2 separate regions of the Homo sapiens genome follow, and region 2 is linked to region 1. The links are chromatin contacts, found by Hi-C in ENCODE. All regions are on one chromosome and are shown on one strand. The core of a region is the stretch at or near the end of the contact, and the rest is flanking DNA. Distances in the headings are between cores, read along the strand shown. Region 1 holds the start of LINC01430 (long intergenic non-protein coding RNA 1430). Region 2 overlaps TTPAL (alpha tocopherol transfer protein like).

Region 1 (3,874 bases), core at 312-2,811:
ACAGAAATGTGGTCCATCATGGCAGGCGTGTTTGTCTGGAAGTGCTCAACACACAGGCACTGTCAGGAAAGAGCCGGGTGTTGAGAGAACAAGACATCAGCAGGGAAGAGCAGGGCAGGCAAGGAAGAGCCTGGTCCTTGTCTGCTCCTGGAGACCTGGGCTGCTCTGGCCTCCCGGCTTCTGCCTGGGCATCTGATACCCAGATTTGGTTGTTTGCTTCCGGGTACCGACAAGTTTACATGTTGTTTGTGGAATTCCCCATTTCTGCAGCTGGCCAGAAACTCCCCTTTCCTGGTCTTAAACTCCCCCAAGGGCTACAGACACCAGCTGGGGGTAGCCAGGCAAGATCTGGTCTTCCCTGGACTGATCTAAGCCAGATCAAGTCCCAACCTGCTCACACTCTAGCGCCCCCTCTAGGTCACACTATAGGCATTCCCTTCTTAGACAACTAACTGTCCATTGGCTCCAGCAAGAGCAAGTCTTTGGAGACAGAACCCTCACTCCTCTCCCCAAAACACATGGTCTCCTGAACCACACCCAAGGTTTATGTGTCTCCTGCATTCTAATTTGCTTCTCACCAATGGTTCAGTTTTAATTCAGTCCAATCCACAAAACATCCATTGAAGCCGGGCATGGTGGCTCACACCTGTAATCCCAGCACTTTGGGAGGCCGAGACAGGTGGATCACTTGAGGCCAGGAGTTTAAGACCAGCCTGGCCAACATGGTCAAACCCCATCTCTACTAAAAACACAAAAATTAGCAGGGCGTAGTGGCGGGTGCCTGTAATCCCAGCTATTCGGGAGGCTGCAGTGGGAGAATCGCTTGAACCCGGGAGACAGAGGTTGCAGTGAGCTGAGATAGCTACACTGCACTCCAGCCTGGGTGACAGAACAAGACTCCACCTCAAAAAATAAAATAAAATAAAATAAAATAAATTGAACAACATAACTGTGACAGGCTTACCCGTTGCTTGGAGAAAGAGATGGGAGGCCAGCAGTGGTGGGCCTGAAGCTGCCAGTGCTTAGTGGATCAGGGTTGGGCTTAGGGTGTGAGGCCAGAGAGCTCAGTTCATTTCTTTGCACACAGTAGGGGCTCTGTAAACACCCGTGAAATTAAATCAAATTAGGAGTTTAAGTGACACAAGCTAGCATGTGCACCAACTATTTCCGGAAGGCGATGAGAGACCGGAGAGTGAGATGGCTTTCGGGGTGGGTGTTGGGGGGCTGGGTAGCTGGGGTCGGGGTGGGAGGAAGACCTACTTCTCATTTTATGCCCTTTTGTACCTTTTGAAATGTTTTACTTTCACCACATGCACACAGAGCAGAATCAATCAAACAAACAATCACAATTAAATAAACAATGCAGGGAGCCAGGCTGTCTCAGAGCTCCATGGCTTCATGCCTGCTCTTCCTGCTGGTGAGATACTGTTTCCCAGCTTTCTCCAACTGGGGAAGTACACGTCCTCCAAGAAGTACACAAATGTCCTGTCTTCTGGGGCCTGTTCCTGCCTCCCTGTGATGGTTCTTCTCTGCTTACCCACCTCATCCACACACGAGTGGTCCAATCTCCAACCCTGTCTGTCCTGCTCTGTGGCCTGGAGGCACCTGTGCCTTCTGACATCACAATACATTCAGCCAAGGGGAGGAATCGGCAGAGATAAAAGGGCAGGATGAGGGAGAACTGGGCATGTTTATGCCACCCCCAGCTCCCTCCCTGTTTTGCCTTAATTTTGGCAGTGGCTGAATTTCTCCATGGTCTTAACTCCTGTCTTAGCCTCACTTATATGGCTCCAGCTATCTCTGGGTCAAGTAACACCATTCTCTCTCTCACCTCTTTGGCCTTGGGGTGCTAACAGCTCCCCACTGTTGCCAGTCCCTGCATGCCTCACCTCTGCAAACACTTCCTTCATTAAGTTTGCTTCAGTTAAGCCAGTGGTTCACAATCTGGGGTGACTTTGCCCCCAGGGGACATTCGGTGATGTCTGGAGACACTTTAGGTTGTCATGACTGGTAGAGAAGATGCTACTGGCAGAGGCAACAGATAGTGCTAACCATCCTACTCCGCACAGGACATCCCCCACAACAGAATTAGCCAGCCCCAAATATCAATAGCACGGAGACTTTGGGTCTCCCACTGCTCCCTGCCTGAAGCCCGACAGTTCATGGCTGGGATTCTGGACTCCTGCTGGCCTCTCTGCTTTGTGGTGTGATCTGCCAGTTTCCACACCTGCTGTTGATCTCCTCTTAGTGACACAGAGATGAAAAGACCCCATCCTTGCCCTCAAGCTGGCCATAGTGCAGTGGAGAGAGACCCTGGTGAGCGGGGTTCCCCAGCAGCCTCGAGTCCTTGAGGGCAAAGTCTCTTTGTCAGTCACCACGTAGCCCCAGTAGTAGGAGAGCAGCAGACATTTGCCAATTGAAACAAAAGGTCCTTTAAAAATATCTTAAAACAAGGCCAGGCTCAGTGGCTCACGCCTGTAATCCCAGCATTTTGGGAGGCCAAGGTGGGTGGATCACCTGAGGTCAGGAGTTTGAAACCAGACTGGCCAACATGGTGAAACCCTGTCTCTACTAAAAATACCAAAAAAAAAAAAAATTATCTGGGCATGGTGGTGAGCGCCTGTAATCCCAAGCCACTACTCGGGAGGCTGAGGCAGGGAGAACTGCTTGAATCTGGGAGGTGGAGGTTGCAGTGGGCTGAGATTGCGCCACTGCACTCCAACCTGGGTGACAGAGCAAGACTCTGTCCCCCCCACCCCCCCCAAAAAAAAGTCTTAAAACAGACAGAAGGTTAGGCTCAATGGCTAAACAAGACCCAGGAAACCCTGGTGAGTTTCCCTGTAACAAAAGTTCCAAGGAAACCACAATCAGGCAAAGATGTACCAAATGAATGAATTCTAGTCCCAGGGGTATGGGTGGGTGAGTGGGACAGAAGACAACTATGAGCATCCCGTCTCTAAAATGGTTATAATGGTAGAACCCACCTCCTAAGATTGAATGAGATTAAATTTAATGAAAATCACTTACAGTGTTACCTAGGGCATAGTGAGCACCAGATAAACAGTATCCACCAGCTACCTGGAGGAAATGATGGGGCAGCAGCTTCAAGACGGGTCTAGGGAAGAGCTCTGCCGCTAATATTGGACTGGTTTGCACCCCTGGGCCTCACTTTCCCAATCTGTAACGTGAGGAAAATATAAGCAAGATTAGTGTTTTGCAGAAATTATATCATAGGGATGCTTGAGAGGGGTTCTACAATACGTAGTGCAAATATCATTTTCAACATCAAACCTGTAATTTAATACAAGTAAAAGGTCAGTCTGTTAAACTGGAGGGAAATATTACCATCAGGCAGGGCTAGGGTGACCAACTCATCCTCTTTTGCCCAGGACTTGTCTAGTTTTAGCTCTGAAAGTCCTGTGTCCTGAAACTCTCCCTCAGTCTCAGCGGATTAGGATGGCTGGTGACCCCAGCAGGTCAAATGATCAGCTTGCCCATACTAATTTTAAAGATAATAAATAGCTAGCTGCCCGACACAGTGGCTCACGCCTGTAATCCCAGCACTTAGGGAGGCTGGCTCGGGCAAATCACTTGAGGTCAGGAGTATGAGACCAGCCTGGCCAACATGGCGAAACCCCGTCTCTACTAAAAACACAAAAATTAGCTGGGAGTGGTGGCAGATGCCTGTAATTCTACCTACTTGGGAGGCTGAGGCAGGAGAATCGCTTCAACCCAGCGGGCAGAGGTTGCAGTGAGCCAAGATCGTGCCACTGCACTCCAGCCTGGGCAACAGAGCGAGACTCCATCTCAAAATAAATAAATAAATAAACAAACAATATATGTTGAATACTTATTTTGTGCCAGGCACTGACTT
Region 2 (3,978 bases), core at 509-3,008, 41 kb after region 1:
CAAATGTGAGACTGGGAGTTTGTGTTTTTCACAGGAACCCTAAGTATAGACCTCTGCTGCTCATCAGGAAACTTACTGGAGATGAAGGCCCCAGCTGTTGTCACCGGGTTTGGAAAGCACCTTAACTGAATCATGTAAGCATCAGGACATAAGCAGCACTTTGTGGTCAAATGTGGAAGCCGGAGACTTCAAAGCACCTCTGGGACCCACTGGTTGAAGTTTGCAATAGAAACTTAAGTTTTCCCAAATCCATAAAGCCTTAGCCCTGGTTCTCAATAGAATCAGGGACCTAGCAGGAAATGATTTTACTCAACCTAAAATGCTGGATCCCAGGCCCGTGTAGCTATAAGAATTCTGGCCTGGATCCCAGGTGTACAACTATGGACAAGATATGGGCCTCTACTTTCTCCTCTATAAAATGAGGCTGGATGAAATGTCAGCTAGGGCCATTTTGGCTGCTGAGGCTCTGGGATTTGGTTTAGTTACTGAATGTTAGATTTTCTGCCTAGAAAGATAACTATCTAGATACAAGTGGTTGGATCCTGTTTTTGTTTGTGGTACATGTGTCTTTCCAAGAGAGATGTGTCACCAATTAGCCCTGCCTTTAAAGAAACTATTATGTGTATTCCTGGGACTCACTGACACCAATTTTCTTTTTATAGTGATGGTTCAATTTTGAAAAGATGGCTTTTGTGAGGCCAGGTTAAGGTGACCAGGATCTTGTATGATGAATTCCTTCCATCCCTGAGACTCTGGTACTATATTGTAAACCTGGCTACAGTAGTTAATTACTTGAGATTCTTTAATTTTGGTCTCTGAGCTGGGCGTGGTGGTTCATGCCTGTAATCCCAGCACTTTGGGAGGCCAAGGTGTGCGGATCACAAGGTCAGGAGTTCGAGACCCGCCTGGCCAAGATGGTGAAACCCCATCTCTACTAAAAATACAAAAATTAGCTGGGCGTGGTGGCGGGCTCCTGTAGTCCCAGCTACTCGGGAGGCTGAGGCAGAAGAATCACGTGAACCCAGGAGGCAGAAGTGGCAGTGAGCCAAGATCGCACCACTGCACTCCAGCCTGGGCGACAGAGCAAGACTCTGCCTCAAAAAAAAAAAAAAAAAAAAAAAATTTTTTTTTTTTTGGTCTCTGGAAATGAACACAAGGGCAGGTTATTCCTGGGTCACTTCTGGGCCCCCCTGCCCTCCCAGCCCCACTTGAGTTTCTCTCTCTGGTGTGGGTGAACCAGTCAGCCTGAATGTTCTGCATTTCAGCACTTTAGAACCTCCCTGTGAAGATTTTAGCCTTAGCCCAAACATCAAATTAGACGGTTCACATGATGGTTTTTGACCTATTTCCTTTCTAATGTATTCCACATGATCATGGTGTTAAATAGTGAAAAGTACTGTGTTGTGTGTGCACCTTCTCCGTGCATTTATTAGACTAACCAGTCAAGCAGACAGCTCAGTTAGGGAGAAAACAATACTCTGAAATTTGAAGGCCAATCTGTTGTTACTAAGCTGTTTATCTCTATTGCCTTTTTAAATGTCTGGATAAGTTGTTGGTGGAAATTAAGTTACTTAACCTCATTAATACCAATTCTAGAGAAAGTTCTTTTCACCATGGATAGTAACCCTGGATCCTCTACGGTACTGGCTGAGCTGGAAGTGCCAAAAAGCACTCCTGGCTGCTTCTGGTTCCATCTGATGATGATGTGACACACACTGCTGAAAAGGCCCAAGCAGGGCAAGTGGGATGGCTGAAGGAGGGAAGGAGGGGGTTCAGAACCCACTGGCCTGGATGGGAGAACTGGGTGGAGGCTTCCCCAAGAGGGAAGACAGATAAACAAAACAAAACAAAAACTGGGTAAAGAGGAATGAATCACTCAGCCCTGATGTTTCAATTCTACACTGCATTCCTGGCCAGTCGCATTTGTTTTAATGCAGGCATGGCCACAGCTCTCCTAGAGAATTATCTCAAAGACCAGAAGGGACCTGGAGAGGCCTATTTCTTAGGTTTTTCCAGTTGGACAAGGAAGGAGTGGTTTCACTCAGCTTCTAGAAGGAGTTGGAGCCTAAGTTTATCTGCCTCCGGGAGCTGCTTGCTTTGTTTTGGCTCCGAAGAGGTATCAGATAGTTTTGACACCTCAGGAAACTTGAACCAAGCTGTGAAACCAAGACCTCCCTGCGTGAAAATCAAGGTGGTCTCCTTGTGGCTTCACCAGGATGTTTGTGTCAGGCTGTCTCAGCAGGGTGGGGAATGACCAGCCAGGGAGCACAGTGAGCCTTACTCAGCACTGGGGAGCGCACTGGTGAGGCAAACCCATGAACCTCAAGAACTGGGAGTATGTTCCTTCAGGGAGAAGTTCTGGCCCATTGCACAAACACTTGGAAATTAACTTTTCCCTAAATTCAAGATAGTGTGGTGTCGGAAGGAAATGGGACAGTAAATTAGGAGACGCGGGCTCCACCTTTACCTTACTACGTGGCCTTTGATGAGCTGGCTTAACATCCCTGAGTGATTCCATGATAGAGATCTATACTCCAAACTTTATTCCTGGTATCTAGTTGGCTTCACTGCCACAGACACTGTACTCTCTCTTTTTAGAAGTTTTTTTCCTTTTTTTTCCCCCTCAATTGGCTTATTTAGTAAATTTAGGTCTGAATGAATTGGTACCTAAAAGCTTCCAAATCTATACATTTCAGAATATGGGAATTTTCTTCCTCTTCTTCCCCCATATCCCAACATGGAATTCTGGAAAACTGTGCCTCTTCCCCTGTTCTGCCTTCATGGGGGAGAGACTGGATGAAATCTACAAAAACAGCCAAAAGTGCCACCCTGGCTTCATGTCTTGAATTTCTAACTTGCTCTTGGCAAAGGTCGCTTTATTTTTTAATTTTTTTCCTTGCATTTTCTTTTTTATTCTATTGCTGCTGCAAAAATTAAGGCAAAAGTAGCTTTCGATCTTTCATATTTCATCCTGGTTTCACAAGGAGTCACTTATCTTAGGAGGTCTGTAAGTCAGGTTACAAGGCCGGGAGCGGTGGCTCACACCTGTAATCCCAACACTTTGAGCGGCTGAGGTGGGTGTATCACCTGAAGTCCGGAGTTTGAGACCAGCCTGGCCAACATGGTGAAACCCCGTCTCTACTAAAAATACAAAAAATTGGCTGGGCATGGTGGTGGGTGCCTGTAATCCCAGCTACTTGGGAAGCTGAAGCAGGAGAATCACTTAAACCCAGGTGGCGGAGGTTGCAGTGAGCCGACATCGCGCCATTGCACTCCAGCCTGGGTGACGAGTGAAACTCCATCTCAAAAATAAAAATTGAAAAATCAGGTTACAAAACACCATTTTTCCCGAAATAAGACAATAAGAGGCTTTTCTCTGAATTCCTTTATATTGAGCCTTTCAGAATTCTCCCTGGGTGGGCAATTTCTTTAAATAGTATTTGACCCTCAGATCAATCCTGGGAATTTTTTTCATTTGGGTAGCAAAAGCTAGAGTATTGCTGTGGCGATTATAATACTTTTAAAAAGTTTTACCATTTTAAAGTTGCCAACATTTAATTAAGGTTTTCCTTTGAAGCCTCCTTTAATTTAGGGAGTAAAATGTTAGCTAAACCAATTATATACTATATACTATACACTGTATCTCCTGTGGCCATGAGAGGTGTGGCTATACCGAACAGAAACATGCCTACTGTTCAGGAAAGATGTCAGTTCTGGTAACACCTCTCTGTATTGGGATCTGTTAATTTTGTAAATCTAAATTCTTCTGCTCTTGGCCAGGTGCAGTAGTTCATGCCCTGTAATCCTAGAACTTTGGGAGGCTGAAGGGGGGGCGGATCATTTGAGGTCAGGAGTTTGAGACCAGCCTGGCCAACATGGTGAAACCCCATCTCTACTAAAAAGTACAAAAATTAGCTGGGTGTGGTGGTGCGTGCCTGTAATCCCAACTACTTGGGAGGCTGAGGCAGGAGAATCGCT

Evidence for each region. Hi-C counts contacts between places; a loop is a spot of excess contacts on that map. Pooled maps may share reads with other maps.
Region 2: a pooled map shows a loop between it and region 1 (2.5-fold over the local background). The contact joins the enhancer-like site here to the promoter of LINC01430 in region 1. A Hi-C loop is called at or near these places in 2 of 50 pooled maps.

The regions. Positions count from the first base shown.
Region 1 is chr20:44,448,996-44,452,869 of GRCh38, forward strand. It overlaps LINC01430 (long intergenic non-protein coding RNA 1430), which reads right to left and starts at 1,562. Exons shown (of 3, transcript NR_109893.1): 1 at 1,542-1,562; 2 at 965-1,095; 3 at 1-59. It overlaps LINC01620 (long intergenic non-protein coding RNA 1620), which reads right to left. Exons shown (of 3, transcript NR_132343.1): 3 at 2,989-3,178.
Region 2 is chr20:44,489,978-44,493,955 of GRCh38, forward strand. TTPAL (alpha tocopherol transfer protein like) reads left to right here. Exons shown (of 5, transcript NM_001039199.3): 5 at 1-3,978. Among named protein-coding and RNA genes, the nearest start is that of TTPAL, 16 kb to the left of the region's middle. RefSeq lists an enhancer at 18-127. Within about 2 kb of position 1,759, at least 6 of the 41 ENCODE cell types and tissues checked have a DNase peak (open chromatin) inside an H3K27ac peak, as active enhancers do.